2 separate regions of the Homo sapiens genome follow, and region 1 is linked to region 2. Evidence: read pairs that join two places in POLR2A ChIA-PET (ENCODE). Cell type or tissue: Caco-2. All regions are shown on one strand. Each heading gives the region's core, and the rest is flanking DNA. Links, peaks and the distances in the headings are about the cores only.

Evidence for each region. ChIA-PET counts read pairs that join two places held together with the same protein. Peaks named below come from ENCODE experiments on the same cell type or tissue, not always from the same donor. Only the 100,000 strongest peaks of a DNase experiment are listed, where the experiment ranks them.
Region 1: POLR2A ChIA-PET joins it to region 2 with 13 read pairs; 5 of 35 experiments call an interaction of 5 or more read pairs at or near these places.

What each region holds. Positions count from the first base shown.
Region 1 is chr12:64,170,406-64,178,743 of GRCh38, forward strand. No RefSeq gene overlaps it. Among named protein-coding and RNA genes, the nearest start is that of KICS2, 48 kb to the right of the region's middle. In Caco-2, for the core only: no CTCF peak of the experiment used is centred there; a DNase peak (open chromatin) is centred at 3,306.
Region 2 is chr12:63,953,519-63,961,856 of GRCh38, forward strand. The region is part of intron 1 of SRGAP1 (SLIT-ROBO Rho GTPase activating protein 1); the gene reads left to right. Among named protein-coding and RNA genes, the nearest start is that of SRGAP1, 110 kb to the left of the region's middle. In Caco-2, for the core only: no CTCF peak of the experiment used is centred there; no DNase peak of the experiment used is centred there.

The DNA.
Region 1 (8,338 bases), core at 145-8,144, 220 kb after region 2:
CTATTCTAGAAAAAGCAATAGAGAGAGTTGACTTAAAATGTAATGTTATTTTAAACTATGCAAGATATATTAACTTGTTAATACATGTAAATTTTCTACTTGTCCCTTTGTCATTATATCATGGATATAGGAAACAAAAGGAAGAATTATGTATGCATGGATATAGGAAACAAAAGGAAGAAACAAAAGGAAGAATTATGAAGAATTATGAGTCAGGATAAGCACTCCCATGAACTAGAAAGTCCCTGAGTTAAAGAGTTAAGGAATTTGGTATCCTTCTTTCTGAGTTAAGGAATCTGGTATCCAGAGAATAAATGATAAAAATATCAATGTTACATTTCTGCATGCAGCTGGAAGCAAGACAGGCTTCATAACGGTTCTAGACTTCCACTGTTTACGGTTTACATGGGCATCCTTTTCCTTTCCTCTTCTTTTTTTAAATGTACATGCTATGGATCTATATTGTGACTTAGCTCTTAGCACCTCACAAAAGTCTGCTTGTTTTAGCCCCATGAGCATCTACAGCTTTCTCAGCTCTTTGCTGGGAAGAGGCTTTTAGGGTGGATGTTTATACTACACTTAAGAAAGAATTCCTTCTGCTCTGATGAGCAGGAAAGACAGTTAAAGACAAAAATAAGTCAATAATCTTTAAAAAGGGGAACACATCATCTCACTTCTTCACGCAAACCCCCCATGACACTGAACCCTTAAATGCAGATAAGCCTAAAACTATATATAACCCTGGACTTAGCAGTTTTATATGCTAATGCATTTCCGTTTTCTTTAACTCAAGGTAGTTTGAGTTGTCACTAGCAACAGTTTAGATTAATACAGACACCAAATTATTAACAGTAATTATCTTCTAGTAGTGAAATTACAGGTGACTATTTTTCCTTTCCGTTTTGTTTGCTTTTTAGTATTGATAATAAATTTACTAATTTTTCAATAAAAGAAAAACTAAGGCATTATTTTAATGTATGGAGGAGAGAGATGGAACTTCACTGGGGATGGAGAGCTGATGGACACCCAATCAACCTAAGAAAAGGATGCTTCTTGGCTATCTCCACTCCCTACTCCACTTCCAGGGTTCTCTCGAACTCCATTCCCCACCCCCAATCCCAACACTCAGGTTTCTTGCATAATCCAATTTTTTAAATCCAGAGATAGGGGAACAGCATTAATAATTTCTGAAAGTCTCTGCCAAGTCTGTGATTTTCAGAATGACCCCTATTCCTGCTTGGGTCATAATTTAACTCTAATTAAATCTAAGGTTGGTGCTGTATTTTTCTGTGCAAGAGAAAAGCACAGAATATGAGAAATTCTTTTTTCTTTCCAGTAAACACTTTCATACTTAAAGAAAAAGAGAACAACTATTGATGGGACTTTGGACACGGACAGCTAGAAATTCCATTGAAGTTAGTTTGAACTTGTTGAGCATGTTTCATTTGCAAAGAACAAAAAAAAAATGGGCATAATTTGCTGCTGGAAAGAGTTGGTCACCTACCTCCTCATTCAAGCTCCTCATTCAAGGAAGTGACACTATTACCATGAGGAGTCATGGAATGTATCTGGGGACTGACTCATCTGGGGCTCCCTAAGACAGGCTCTGGGTCTCTCTGGAAATTTGGATAACAATTTGGGACCTGTGGCCATCTCAAGGTTCTTGTCTGTGACCAGTAAGTCTGGGCAGAGGACAAAGAGTATCAGCATTCATTTTGGCAAGCAAAATAAACTGACTCTGGATAATTTATGCAAAAGCTGAATTTATTTAAAGCTATTTTAGTAGTTCAGAGAACCTGCAGGAAGACCAGAAAATTAGGCTTGAGGGTCTCCTAGCTAGGAACTCACTCAGGGTTATGCCACAGAAATGATTAGAAGACATCACTGCCTCTGTCACTGTCCCTGGACTCAGACCCAGCAGCCAGTATCTACCACCCCCAACACTACCTCTAGGCAGGCAGACAGGCAGGCAGGGAGGGAGGGAGGGAGGAAGGAAGGAAGGAAGGAAGGGAGGGAGGGAGGGAGGGAGGGAGGGAGGGAGGAAGGAAAAGAGGAGGGAGGAGGGAGGAAGGAAAAAATGGGACGAAGGGAGGAGGGAAAGAATGAAGGGAGAAAGGAAAAAAGGAGGACTGAAGGAAGAAGGGAGGAGGGAGAGAGGAAAGGAGGGAGGGAGGAAAGAAAAAGATTGCCTAACTATAACAGCAAGCCAGTTGGTGGTAGTACCTTCATGCCCTTTCTTCCCTGCAGGGGACATTGCTGGACACCTTTCTGATGGATTATTTCTTATAGGTTGGTTGGGAGCCCTGAACACACTGAGTCTGCCCCAAGCAAGATGAGCAGTTCTCACCTTATGGCCACCTCTTCACTTCCTGCTGGGGCCTTCCAGCATGGCTCATAGAGTGATCACTGGCTTCACTTCCTTTGGCTGAAGCTCATCTGCCATATCTTCTTTGAAAGCAAAGAAGCTATTTTAATAAAGCCCAAGGAGGTTAGCAAGAAATTATTTCTGCTCTGGAATATGGGCTCTGTTGTCACATCATCTAAGAGAACCTACAAATCTAGACTTTTGTGTAAATTTGAAAATTATTCCAGTCTTGCATCTTAATCTTCAGTTTGTAATCCTTAAGGGAACTCAAATCTTAGTCCAAGAAGAGGCCTTTAAAAAAAAGGGCATTTCTGCCCCCCACCCCCACCCCATCTGCTCTTCTTGCCTCGTTTAATAACACCTTACTTCTCACAAACCCCTTCTGATGTTGTCCATCTCACTAGGCCAAGGAAACCCAGCTATGCTCCCAGGAACATCAAGAGATTGCTTCCTTACCACCCCCTGACCCCTTACCTACTCCTGTGCCCCAACACTGCAGAGAATGGTGAAGTATTTCTGTCTGATTTCATGAAGCTTGTCACCATTTCTTTCAGATCCCAGCCAGGGAGTTGCTGGAAACAATCAACAATGAAAATAATATGGTGTTGCAGTCTGCTATGGGCTGAAGTGTGTCCCCTTAAAATATATGTTGAAACCCTAACTCCCAGCACTCAGGATGTGACTGTATTTGGAGACAGGGCCTTTGAAGAGGCGATTAGGTTAAAATGATGCTGTTAAGGTGGGCCCTAATCCAATCTGACTGGTGTTCTTTTAAGAAGAGGAAATTTGGACAAACATAAGAGACACCAGGGATATGTGCACACAGAGGAAAGGGCACATGAGGACTCAGGGTAAAGGTCACCATCTACAAGCCCAGGAGAGAGGCCTCAGGAGAAACCAGATCTGCTGACACTCCCATCTGGAACTCCAAGGCTCCAGAACTGAGATAAGATACATTTCGGCTGTCTAAGTCACCTGGCCTGTGGTAATTTGTTATAGCTCCAGCAGGCCAATCCACAGGCACCGGAGGGAGGCAATAGGCAGTAAAAAGGGGGAGGATCTCAGACAAAAGCCCAGCCTCCTCCTTATGCAGGATTGGAACCCTCAGGTCACAGAGCCTGAGTTCGGATACAGGGGGTGTTCGACCCAGCAAGGTCTACTGAGCCTCCCGCAGGATTTCATGTAAAGTAGTGTATCTATAATAATGAGGGGTTACAGATTATAGGAAAGGCTCTTAGAGGTTCCTTCTAAATCCCCAAGGGATTTTCCTTCATTACAGAATGTGAGAATTACTGTCACAAATATCCTGTAAAAATTCTATAGCAGCAAACTCGCAGTATAAAAATATACCAAAAGGTCTTTTCCAGAGTTCATGTTAATACAACAAAAATAATCTCAGAAAAATTTAGAGGTCCATGAATTCAGATTTGATCCAATATATTTTCTCTAAAATCTCTAACAATCCCCAGATTTAGCCAACCCGATAATATTACCACTTATGGCTGGGTACAGTGGCTCACACCTGTAATCCCAGCACTTTGGGAGGCCAAGGCAGGTGGATCACCTGAGGCCAGGAGTTCGACACCAGCATGACCCACATAGTGAAACTCCATCTCTACTAAAAATATGAAAATTAGCTGGGCGTGGTTATGGGCGCCTGTAATCCCAGCTACTCGGGAGGCTGAGGCAGGAGAATCGCTTGAACCTGAGAGGCGGAGGTTGCAGTGAGCCGAGATAGCGTCACTGCACTCCAGCCTGGGTGACAAGAGCAAAACTCCATCTCAAAACAAACAAACAACAACAACAAATATATATATATATGTATGTGTGTGTGTGTGTATACATATACACACATATATACATATATACTTATATATATACGTATATATGTACACATACGTATACATATGTATACATACGTATATGTATATATACGTATATATATAACCACTTATTCTTTTCTAGAATCTCAAAATAAGCAGCTAAATTAATTCCTTGGGAGAAGTCAAGAAAAAGGTCACTCAAGTCTGCGTAACAAGTGAACAAGATCTATTTCCCATTGATGATCCCACAGAGTGGACTCTAAGCAAAAAGGAATAAAACCCCCATCAGCCCAGGGAGGGAAAAAGAGCCAGGCTTCTGGTGCTTCTCAAAAGGATCTGCCTTAAAGTACAATTCTGATAAACACCTCAGTGAGGAACAGGTGATTGCAATGCATTGGTAGAAGTCTCATTTATCATTTAGTCCAATATAATTATTCTGACCTATTCTATTTCATACCAAAATAACTTTGGAGGAATCCAATGGAGTTTGGCAGAAACACTTTTGGGGGGATGAAAAGAAACGTAGCTTTTGCAGTGTCATTCTTTAATATGAGCCACAAAAGACTGTGTAGGGGTGGGGGTGTCTACTCAAATCACAGAGGTGAAAAGACTTAAGACATGAGATCCAAGAATAAGAAAAGATTTATAGATCCTAAAATGTATAGAGTATGAAAATGGACACCCTTTAAAAGTATTGTATGACATGGTCAAGTTTTAAGGAAAGAAAGAAAGAAAGGGCTTAATGAATCCACCTCTTCTAAAGAAATTGGTCCCCCAAATTTCCATTTCATTGCCATGACAACTAGTACTCCATCATTGCCATGGTAACCAGCTGAATAGCATTAGTCTAAAGACAAGCTCTCTGATTGGGTGACCAACGAAAGCCAGTAGGTGCCCCACCACAATGCTGAAAGACTGTTTTGCAATCACTTTGACCTATTTCTAGCTTTTCAATGTGTTTTAATTCTCCAAAGTGTTTCCCTAAAACCAAATGTTTTTTGGAATGAGACAATTTCAAGAAGTGCATAATAACTGTATTCCTGCATCTCCCTGCTAAGTTCAAGACCTTGTTTTCTATCCCAGAAGTGTGGTAATGTATGACAGCCATACCCTTCACCATGACTTGCAGTTTAATTATGACATCCCCTCTGTTACAGCAACTAGGCATGCTAGCCACATCTAAACCAGATGTTGGTTGCTGGTGACAACAAGCTGCCTTCTTTGTTTGATGAGGCCACTGACAAGTTGAACTGCAAGGAAACTTTGACGGTGGGAAGTGACAATCCAGTAAAATAACAGAGGGGGGCCAGGTGCAGTTACTCTTGCCCATAGTCCCAACACTTTGGGAGCCTGAGGCAGGAGGATCATCTGAGGTCAGAGGTTTGAGACCAGCCTGGCCAACATGGTGAAATCCTGTCTCTACTAAAAATACAAAAATTAGCCAGACGTGGTGGTGGGCGCCTGTAATCCCACCTACTTGGGAGCCTGAGGCAGGAGAATCACTTGAACCCAGGAGGCAGAGGTTGCAGTGAGCTGAGATTGTGCCATTGAACTCCAGCCTGGGTGACAGAGCAAGACTCCATCTCAAAAATAAATAAGTAAATAATGGGGGGAAGGGATACATGCATATGGAAGTGCTCTTGTTTATATGCGCATGTAAACCAGTATTTATAATTTAAAAATGGCTTTTAAAAAACGCTATCCTTTTAAAAAGCTGTTGAGATGATGATGATGATTGAGGATGATGGTGGTGATTATTATTATTATTTTATAGATGGGACCTCCCTATGCTGTCCAGGCTGTTCTTGAACTCCTGAGCTCAAGCAATCCTCCCACCTCAGCCTCCTGAGTAGCTGGGGCTACAAGCATGTACCACTGTACCTGCTCGCTGTTAAGCTTTTTAATAAAAACATATTTTTCAGCTGATAATCTTGCTGGGTACTTGCTCAAAGCCAACTGCATATATATTCATGAATCACTCGTAGCATACTGTTGGAAGCAGAGATACCTTGGGAAACCTATTCCACCCCTAGCCCACCCCCTCTTAGTTGGACCACACTTTTGTTAGGTGTGTACTGTTGAGAAACTTCCTTGAAAAATAGCAGCTCTGGACTTTCATAAAATACGTGTTGAGAACCTACCAGTAGGCAGTGCCAGAGTTGCTAAAGCAATGGACTTGAAAGTGCTGTCTAGTTAGAAGGCGGGGAGTTAGAGAAAGGAGGGAAGGCACCTGCCTTGAAACTGGGTTTGCAGAGCACATACAACTGAATATCACAGATCAATGAAAACAAAGATTTCTCAAGACACCTTTATCAATTCAACAAATATTTCAGAGCACCTGCTAGGTAGCACTCATCTAAATGCTCAAGATACATAGTGACAGACAAGGCCTGCCCTTGTGGAGTTAACGTTCACATTTTACAAGAGAGTGGGAAAATGGCAATAGTTCATATCCAAGAATAGAACTATTTTGTGTGGAATGATAGAAATTATGGGGTACTCCAACCCTGAGCATTCCTTGGCACGGCCACTGGTGTTTGTTATGCCCCAGCCACTGTGCAAAGGCTGGAAATGCAAAGGTCAGCAGAAACGGGCTTAGCCCTTGGCCTCAGGAAGTTTATAGAACAGAAAGGAAGGGAGTTACTCAGAAGTAAATGGTCAACCACTTACAATGGTGATCAGGGCTCCGAAGGAAAGGAACCGAAGAGCCCTTCGCTAAAGGAGACTGAGCAGGGCTGGGCAGAAACAGGGCTAGGGTGCCCGAGGAAGTGATGACTGAGATGAGGCCTGAGGGATGCAGGGATAAAGGGTGACATAAGATAGAGGGTGAAGAAAAGCATGCAAGACACAGGGAACAGCATGGGCTGCTCCTGGGACCCAAACAGAGCCAGGGAAGAACGCATGCGAGGAGCCTGGGGAAGGAGCCGGGCTCCACATGCAAGCAGCGGTATTTATTAAAAATAAATCCTTAGATCTCGAAGCCATGTACTAAGTCAAAATGTGCTCCCTAATCAATTTAATATGATTTTAGTTTGAATCTATACATGGAAAACAATGTTTTTGTTTGTGGTTGAAGATGATAATAAAGGGGATATGGTTTGGTTTGAGATTAGAATAAAGAGGATTTCAGCGCAACAATTTTTGAGCACCACTTACATACCAACACTAAGTGTAAAAAGACAAAAGACCCAGTACCTGTTCCTTACAGCTTACTCATACACACAGAACTATATGCAAATCCATCTAGAAAACCCAGAAAGTGACAAGGGAGAGAGAGGTATGTGCATGGGACAACCTTCACCTGAACGTTTGCATCTAGACTAGCCCAGGAGAAACGGTAGCTACCATTGTTAGCCCACCGCCTTAGGGAAAAAGGCATTCAACGTATCAGCTGAATTACCCCATAGGGTACCACTGTGAAGATCAGAGTTTTATTTGAAGATCTACTCTGAACCTCCAGAGAAAATTCCATTTCTCCCTCCTAGGAAAGAATTCAGTAACAGTAGTTTCTTATCTAGCCACAGTACCAGGATAAATTCACTTTAAATGCATGTATGAGAATAGAAACATGCACAGCTAGCACCAAGAGAACATATGTAACCCATGAGAAATGACTAAAAGTTTAGAATATGCCTCATAGGGGGAAAAATTCAATAGCTACCAAAATGAGTCTTTCTACACAGCTAGAACAGAGTCCAAGCAAAACCCTCTGACCCAAGATAAGGAATCCCACAGGCAGAATGACTAATACTAACAGATGTATTTGGTCTCTTCAAAGCCATTTAGAAATGAAAAGCACTACATCCAAATGTTTATCATCACTGTTAATAATTGCTATTTTTGCCTCTATATTCACGATCTAAACTTGACAGAGTAACTCAGATCACACAATTCATACAAGTACAGCAAGATAGAGACAGAAGACCTGAATGGAAATCTCAGAGCATGCTTCCACTTCACAAAGGCATAGTCTCTGTCAGATAAACAAGATTTAAAGTATGGGAAGCAACAATACCACAGATAAAATTGCTACCTGGCAAGGGAGAACACCTTACTGTGGATCTGTTTGTAGAGTCTCAGAATTTTCTATCTGGAAGGAAACCTACAGGCCCCTATAGACCAACCTTCAGCATAATTGCTAACCTAGTCA
Region 2 (8,338 bases), core at 236-8,235:
TAGCCTCCCGAGTAGCTGAGACTATAGGCATGCACCACCACACTTGGCTAATTTTTAAAGTTTTTTTTTTTACAGACAAGATTTCACTTTATTGCCCAGTCTGGTCCCAAACTCCTAGTCTCAAATGATCCTCCCGCCTCAGCCTCCCAAAGCACTGGAATTACAAACATGAGCCACCTTGCCCACTGCCCATGATTCCATCATCTGGAAGAGTATGAAGTATAAGGTTAAAGGAAACCATTCCTTCCAGACTTTCATCCTTGCTGCCATCTCAGTATTTAAAAAAATAACATGGAACTGGTTCATGTCAGCACTTCTAGCAATGGTGCTGTTGTTAACAGTGGAAATACATTTGGAGAGCTTATCATTGGCTTATTTCTGAGCCCTAAACTTTCACTGACAGTCTTCCCAATATATGAAAATAAATTGTGTATTTTTCACCGTCAATCTTTTTTTGTTGTTCTTGTTATTTAGGACATTTCACTAATTCTCTTTGCTATTCTACAGACATCGTCTTGGTAGCAGAGGCACTCACATACATCCATACATCAGTCTCAGTGTTTCTTCTATAAAACTTTGCAGAGATATTCTTTTCTGTTTTGTTTTGCTCAACAAACTGTGATTTGAAAGTAGCTCCATAGGAAACTTTTTTTCCTCTGCCTAGGAGAAAAAGGTTGTAGTTTTATATAACTCTATTAGGAAGATGTCTTAAAGAGTCAAAAGATTAAGATCACAGAAAAGTTAACATTCTAGCATTTTGTTTACATATTTCCTTTTCATGAAAAACTTTTCTTGCCCTAGCAATTTCTAATTTTCTTTTATTCTTTGCCTTATTTAAATGGAATTTTCCCCCATCTTTCTCATTAAAAAGAAAAAAGCACTGGGCGCCATGGCTCACGCCTGTAATCCCAGCACTTTGGGAGGCTGAGGCGGGTGGATCACGAGGTCAGGAGATCGAGACCATCCTGGCTAACATGGTGAAACCCCGTCTCTACTAAAAATACAAAAAATTAGTCCGGCGTGGTGGTGGGTGCCTGTAGTCCCAGCTACTCGGGAGGCTGAGGCAGGAGAATGGCGTGAACCCGGGAGGCGGAGCTTGCAGTGAGCCGAGATCGTGCCACTGCACTCCAGCCTGGGGGACAGAGCGAGACTCCATCTCAAAAAAAAAAAAAAAGAAAAGAAAAAGCAGTGTGAGTAGAGGCAATTTGAAGCAATGGAAAAATAGTTGAGCTACACAATTGTAGGTTTGAATTAGAGCTTTGCTGCTTCCTAGTTTGTGGGACCATTAACAAGTTACTTATCGTTTTGGAAACTTGGTTTTTTAAATCTGTAAAATTAGTATAGAACTGCCTCCAAGGTTGTTTTAAATAATAAGTGAGGAGATGTATGCAAAGTGTCCCAATTGTCAGTACACTTCCTCCTTCCCCTTTCCTTTTTTTTAAATTAAGCTTTTAAAAAATTATTTGCTTTTGAAGCCTTTTAAATTTATTTTTAATTTTTAAAATTAACAAATAAAAGGCCCGGCGCGGTGGCTCGCGCCTATAATCCCAGCACTTTGGGAGCCCGAGGTGGGCGGATCACTTGAGGTCAGGAGTTTGAGACCACCCTGGCCAACATGGTGAAACCCCATCTCTACTAAAAATACAAAGAATTAGCCAGGTGTGGTGATGTGCACCTGTGGTCCCAGCTACTTGGGAGGCTGAGGCAGGAGAATCACTTGAACCCAGGAGGCACAGGTTGCCGTGAGCCGGGATCATGTCACTGCACTCCAGCCTGGGTGACAGAGTGAGACTCTGCCTCAAGAAAAAAAATAAATAAAAATAAAAACTGCATATATTTATGGTGTACAACATGACATTTTGATATAGTTATGCATTGTGGAGTGGCTAAATCAAGCTAATTAACACATGCATTACCTCACACACTTATCATTTTTTTGTGGTCCTTCTTAAATACTTAATTTAGTTAGACTTAACTCCTCATGCCAGTTCTTTGTAAAGGTCATTATAAATACCCACTTGACTGAATAAGTGAAAATGTAACTTTAAGAGAGACTCCACTGTGGCATAAGATAAGGCCAACTGATAGAAAAGGAGTTAATTCTCAATGTTGGTTTTCTTCATAAGCCATCTGTTTTTCAGGTACTGTATTGACTAATATGATGTTCATAAGTTTCTCTTTTTTATTTTTGAAAAAAAAAAACAAGCTTTTGAAGAGGGGCCTTAAACTGAGTTATATTTGAATTGAAATAATGAGCTGCTTATGGACATTTGAGTTTGGGATAGGAAAAAAACTTTTAAAATATAATTTGAGCAAATTCTTTTCTTTTAATGACTATTATTTTGCCTGGACCCATTTACTGAAAATTATTTGAGGATGTACAGTTCTGATTATAAATCACTTCCCTAAAAGTACTCTGTGTTCTCAAAAGGCTCCGTCCGAAAGTGAACACGTGCTTCAGTTTGTTATGACTGAGCTACTGATTGTGCAACACACTTTTGATAAGTCACTGATGTCTGTTAGCCCTGTTTGCATGACATAAGAGTGATTTCTTTTTTTTGAGACAGGGTCTAGGTCTGTCACCCAGGCTGGAGTGCATTGGCGCAATCCCGAGTAGTTGGGACTACAGACATGCACCTCCATGCCTGACTAATTTTGTACTTTTCTGTGAAAAGTACAAAATTACTGGCTGGTCTTTAACTTCTGGGATCAGCCTGGTCTGAAACTTCTGGGCTCAAGCGATCTTAAACTTCCCAGGCTGGTCTGAAACTTTTGGGCTCAAGCGATCCGTCTGCCTCAGCCTTCCAGATTGCTGGGAATACAGGCATGAACCCCTGCACCCAGCCTAAGTGTCATTAAAAATTTGATCTGTTATATAGGCACTAGGTAGAATGTCTGTCAGATGCATATTTTCAAAGTTGCAGATGCATAAATTGTGCAAGGAGGCACCAAGGCTATAAAAAAAACAACTTGTGTAAACGCCTTTAAAAGGAAAACAAAAAAATAGTTCAAGATGATTGGGTGCTGGATAGCAGAGAAGCATATGAAATAGACATACTGAAAGAGCAACAAGAAAAACTTTTAAATATTATCTCCTAATACAACAAAAATGTAAGGAGCTCTTATCATCTGGTCTCAGGTTTTGAGCAGCCTCCTGTTATTGATAGGATATGTTTGCTTGTTGATGATCAGTAAGCAAGGCTTTTTTTTTTTTTTTTTTTTGCAGCAGCTTTATTGAGATAGAGACATACACTTTACTATTTCCAGTGTATAATTCCATGGTTTTTAGTATATTCAGAGCTGTGCAACAATCATCACAATCAATTTTAGAACATTTTCACCATCCCCAAAAGAAACAACACACCCATTAGCCATCACTCTCCATTCTGCCCTAAGCAACCACTAATCTACTTTTTGTCTTTATAGATTTGCCTGTTTATGAAGTCATATATTTGTCCTTTTATGTCTGTCCTCATTCATTTAGCATAATATTTTGAAGGTTCATCCATGTTGTAGCATGTACCAGTACTTCATTCCTTTTTATTTCCAAATAATATTCCGTGGTGTGGATACACACATTTCATTTATCCATGCATCAGTTGACGACCATTTGAGTCATTTTTACTTTTTGGTTATATGAATAACGCTGCTGTAAACATTTGAAGGCACAGTACTTTTCCAGGTCACATTATCATTGAAGATCGTGAATCACAGGCCGGGGTCCTCACCATTGCCCTAACTGGTCCAGGTGAAGACCTGGACATCAGCAGGTCAGCGCCAGTGAGCTTCCTGGGCTTCTGCCTCCTTGGCACACTCACATTTGTAGGTCATCTGCTCAGGTTTAGGCTTCTGGTAGGAGACCACCATGAACAGGAACAAATGCCTGTGGCTGGGCCAGCGAACCCATAACTATGATGGGACATCCACAAGTATCTGGCCCTGGAGAAAAGATGGAAGGAAGGAGCCAGAGTCAGGCATAGCGCAGCCTGGCCATGCCTCTGTTGACCTCAGCTTTCCTGTCTAAGATGCTCTAGGATACTCTGTGTCTGTGGCAACTTCTAGAGAAACAAAGTTTCTATAAAATGCTGCTCGTCCCTGCCCTTACCCCACTCCAAATTTCATATTGAAAAAGAAAAACCATATGGGAACTGAGAGAGAGCATATGGGTGTGAGGTGAAACATACGGGCCGATAGAGGCAGGGCTGCAGTACCCGTCTGCTTGTCTTGGTTACTTGTCTATTGCTTTTTAATGTGTTCCTTTTTTCTCTCAGCAATTTTGTTCTTGGAGGATTTGCTTTTCCCTTCCTTTGTGCATGATTTAATCTCAAATGAGATGAGTGATATAAAAAAATCTCCAGAAATGGTTTTTTGCTCAGACCTGCATCTCTATTCTGCATGCCTCTGCGGGGTGCTGAGTCTGGGACCACGAGGACAAAGTGCATAGTGCACTGCATAGTGCCACCTGAGGCACAGCAGCCCTGGGGAAGGATGCAGAGCAGTCTTGAGTACCTATCTGAAGTCTTTGAAACTAGCTTCTTTTCTGGCTCCAAAGAGATACTGAGATACTGGGATGGGTATATACCCTTAGGATGAGGGGACTGAGTTTTTCCAAAATTGTTACTGACATGGCTGAGAACATGCTTGATAGGGAATAAGGTGAGTGACAGCTTGAAGAAAACACCCTGGCACCCAGTGGTATTCTTATGGCCCTTGCATTCCTTCTCAGAAACCTTGCAGAGCCCCAGAAAGTTCTCCTGGCCCCATCCTCAGAGTGCCACTCTCCGTGCAGTGTGCTCAGCTGTCTTGCAGGGATGGTTCGGTTTACTCCCTGTCCCTCCCTTCTCACTCCCCAGAAGATGGAGGAATTAGGACCCTCCTTACCAAAAGGCTGTGTCCCACACTTGCTACTAATTACAAAATTGTCTACTAGGTGTTGCAGGCTGGTTTTCATAGTGGCCATTAACTATGATTGATTGTCCTTGTTGAACGATGACTTGATGAGCAACTTCACTGAATGTTTAATAAGGTGAAGTAGAGCACAGAGGATATCATTTTAAAAATACTGAGTGTGGACAGTGAAGATTATCATTTAATTTGGTACTTAGGTAATTAGGTTTGCAAATAGGAGGCTGGTTGGCCAAATTGTGTTACTTCAGGCAAACTCTTAAGTTGTTTACCTGCTTTCTGCAAGTGTTACTTTGAAAAAACAAAATCCCAATGATGAATTGAAATTAAGTCCTAAAAATCATACACCACACCTTACTATAAGCCTTGTCAACGGAAGGCTGATTTTTACTAATTTCTTATATTTAAACTCTAATTTTCCCTCGGTGTTCTTTTTCTGCCTTTGATTAATGGTGTGTCTATTCATCAAGTCCCATTTATGTAAAGCATTTATTGAAGTTGGGTAATTGCTGTCTTTTATGTAAGTAGAATGTCTTGCTCCAGGGAGGTAATACAAATAAATGCATTGTACATTAGATTGAACATCTTTCAGTTCATCAATTACAGGATGGGGTGTTTTTTCATTACCAGAAGATGAGAGTTACTTTGCCACTTTAGTCAAAACATGACCCTAGCAAGACCCAAAATTTAATTTGGGGCAATCTGTTTAACTTCATCCGTGCCAGAAAACCAGATACCATCTACCCTAATCGTCTGATTTAAAATTTTTAAAAAGTTACTGAATTTTTCCAGAGAAACACATATCTGAAATTATTATGAGAAAATAAGTTCTGATTTGCAAAATCTAGTTTGCAACATATATTCTTTCAGGAACATAACTAGCTCATAAACTGAGGACACCTGTTCACTTAATTTTTTTTCCTAATTCAGTATTGGTGCCAGGACAGCTGGTTAAACTTGGAGGAAGTTTTACTATATTCCTTAAAATAGTTGTGAAGTCCAGTGCAATAGTTAAAGCTAGAATAGAAACTCAAGAAATCCAATTCAGCTGGCACTGATCATGAATATTTAAACCCATGTCATTAGATTATCCATAGTTATTTTGTGAGGATTTGCTGATAACGTTTCTTTCCAGATTTGAAATCCCTACTTGTGTGAGGGGTTTTTTTTAAACTGTTAATGGGAGCCTTAGTAGATTTATTAGTAATAAACAGTATGTTTTTCTGATTATGATTCTTTTAAATAAGTCTTCCAGTTAATAATAATTACGTTTATTGAAGATCTACACTGTATTGGGCATGAAATAGTATATTACTTAACCCTTACAACAACCATATAATATGCATTCTTATCTCTCCTTTAAAGATGAAGAAACTAGTGTTCTTCACTAGCCTCCCTCAAGGGTCACAAAGCTGGTAAAGTGGCAAAGGAGTGTTGGAACCCAGGTGTGTGAGATGTCAAAGCTCACAGGCTTAATCACTAGACTTTACTCAGATGAATTCATCAGATTTATCTTCTGGCTTTGAAACTTTCAAGTCCTTTGCATTATCCCCTTTTAACTCAGCATTGAGGTGAAGTGAAGGATGGACTTGACCCTGTGGCCTCCTTGTACTATGTGTGCATCCACATCCTTAACTCCTGATGAAAGTTCTAATTAGTGCCTAGACGATGGATCAACTTTTTACAACACCCACATTGTGGAAAATGCCTGCGTGTTTGGTCCAATAGTGGAATCCATTTAAGGTGACATCAATAGGAAAATGACACAGATATTCTAAATCACCAACTGGAATTCCGAGAGATGAATGCTGAAATTCTTACTTTCCTTGTCATTTCCACCAACATCCTTTCAGACTGAGGGTTCCCCTCCGGAGCTTCTGTGGGTTCCAGCTCCATAGTGCTTCCCATGTTTGTCCGTCCTTCTCCTTGCCCCTCCACCGCCAGCTGGTTTTCGGCTTCTCTTTTCTTCTCTACTCTTTCCTTCCAAGGAGCTTCCTCATGGGTTCCTCTACCCCCAGTCTGACCTTGCTGCAGTCATTCTGCTACCAGAGTGATCTTTTTTATGCCACTTTCTTGATGAAAATCCTTCTCTGGCTCTCTCTTGCTTTCTCAGTCTTTTTAGCTCCTATAGCACTCAATAACCTGTGGTAGGCTGAATAATGGCTCCCCCAAAGATGTTCACATCCCTATCCCCAGAATCTGTGAACATCACCTTATATGGCAAAAGGGACTTTGCAGACGTTATTAGGTGAAGAATCTTGAGATAGGGAGATTCTCCTAGGTGACCCAGTGGGCCCAGTGTAATCACAAGGGTCCTTATAACAGGGATGCAAGAGAGTCAGAGGGAGAGAAGGTGATGATGTGACATTGAAGCAGAGATTGGGGTGTGCTTTCAGTCCAGGGCCAGGGGATGTCAGCAGGCTCTAGAAGCTGGAAGAGGCAAGGAATGGATTCTCCCCAACAGCCTCCAGAAGTCGCTAGCCTTCCTGATGCTTTGGTATTTGCCTCTGAAAAATCATCTGGACTTCTGCACTCCAGAACTATAACAGAATAAATCTGTGTTGTTTCAAGCCACTACGTTTGTGGTCATTTGTAAGAGAAGCAGTTGGAAACATATACAAACCTGTAATCATTGATTTTTTTTCCCCACTAGATTTGTGCTGTCAGATATCACGTACATAAGCCACATGTGCCTAGATAAATATAACTTTAATTAAAATTAGAGACAAAAATTTTAAAGTTCCATTTTCTAGCCATACCACGTATCAAGTGCTCCATAGCCACACGCAGCCAGAGCCTACTGTACTGTGTAGTGTCAGCATAAAACATGTCCATAGTTGCAGCACGCTCCATTGGACAGCATGCTTAGGACAGGAGTTGTGCCTTGTCTACCTGGACCTGCCCCTAATATTGGCTAGCATCTCCTCACATGGAATTCTGGAAGCCTCGCCCCCTTCTTTCCTCACCCCCAGCTCTGCTCCTCACTGTGCAGGGCCTTGGATGTGCCTGGAGCAGAGGCCAGGCAGGCCCTGGAAGCAGTCTTGGGCTGTATGGATGGGGGATTCCAGATCGTATATGTAGAGCATACTCTAAATGTGGGGCAGGATGTGGCCTCCATTCCCTTGGCCCTCAGGACTCCTGACCAGGACAGAGCCCCCATTTGCCCAAGTCTGAAGGTGTCCTCTTTGTACCTATCACAATGCCTGATAGTGGGTGGTAGGTGCATAGCATTGTTGAATAAACAAATTTACTGAAAACCCACTCATGCCCTGATTTGTATGAGTACTAGAATTCCACAGAGAATAAAACAATTTCCCTGATTCATGGAGCTTACATTCCAGAAGGAGAAAGAGCTGATTCGTCAATAAATAGTTGTATATTCTAATGTCAGGGAGTGATAAGTGCTATGAAGAAAAATAACCATAGTAATGGG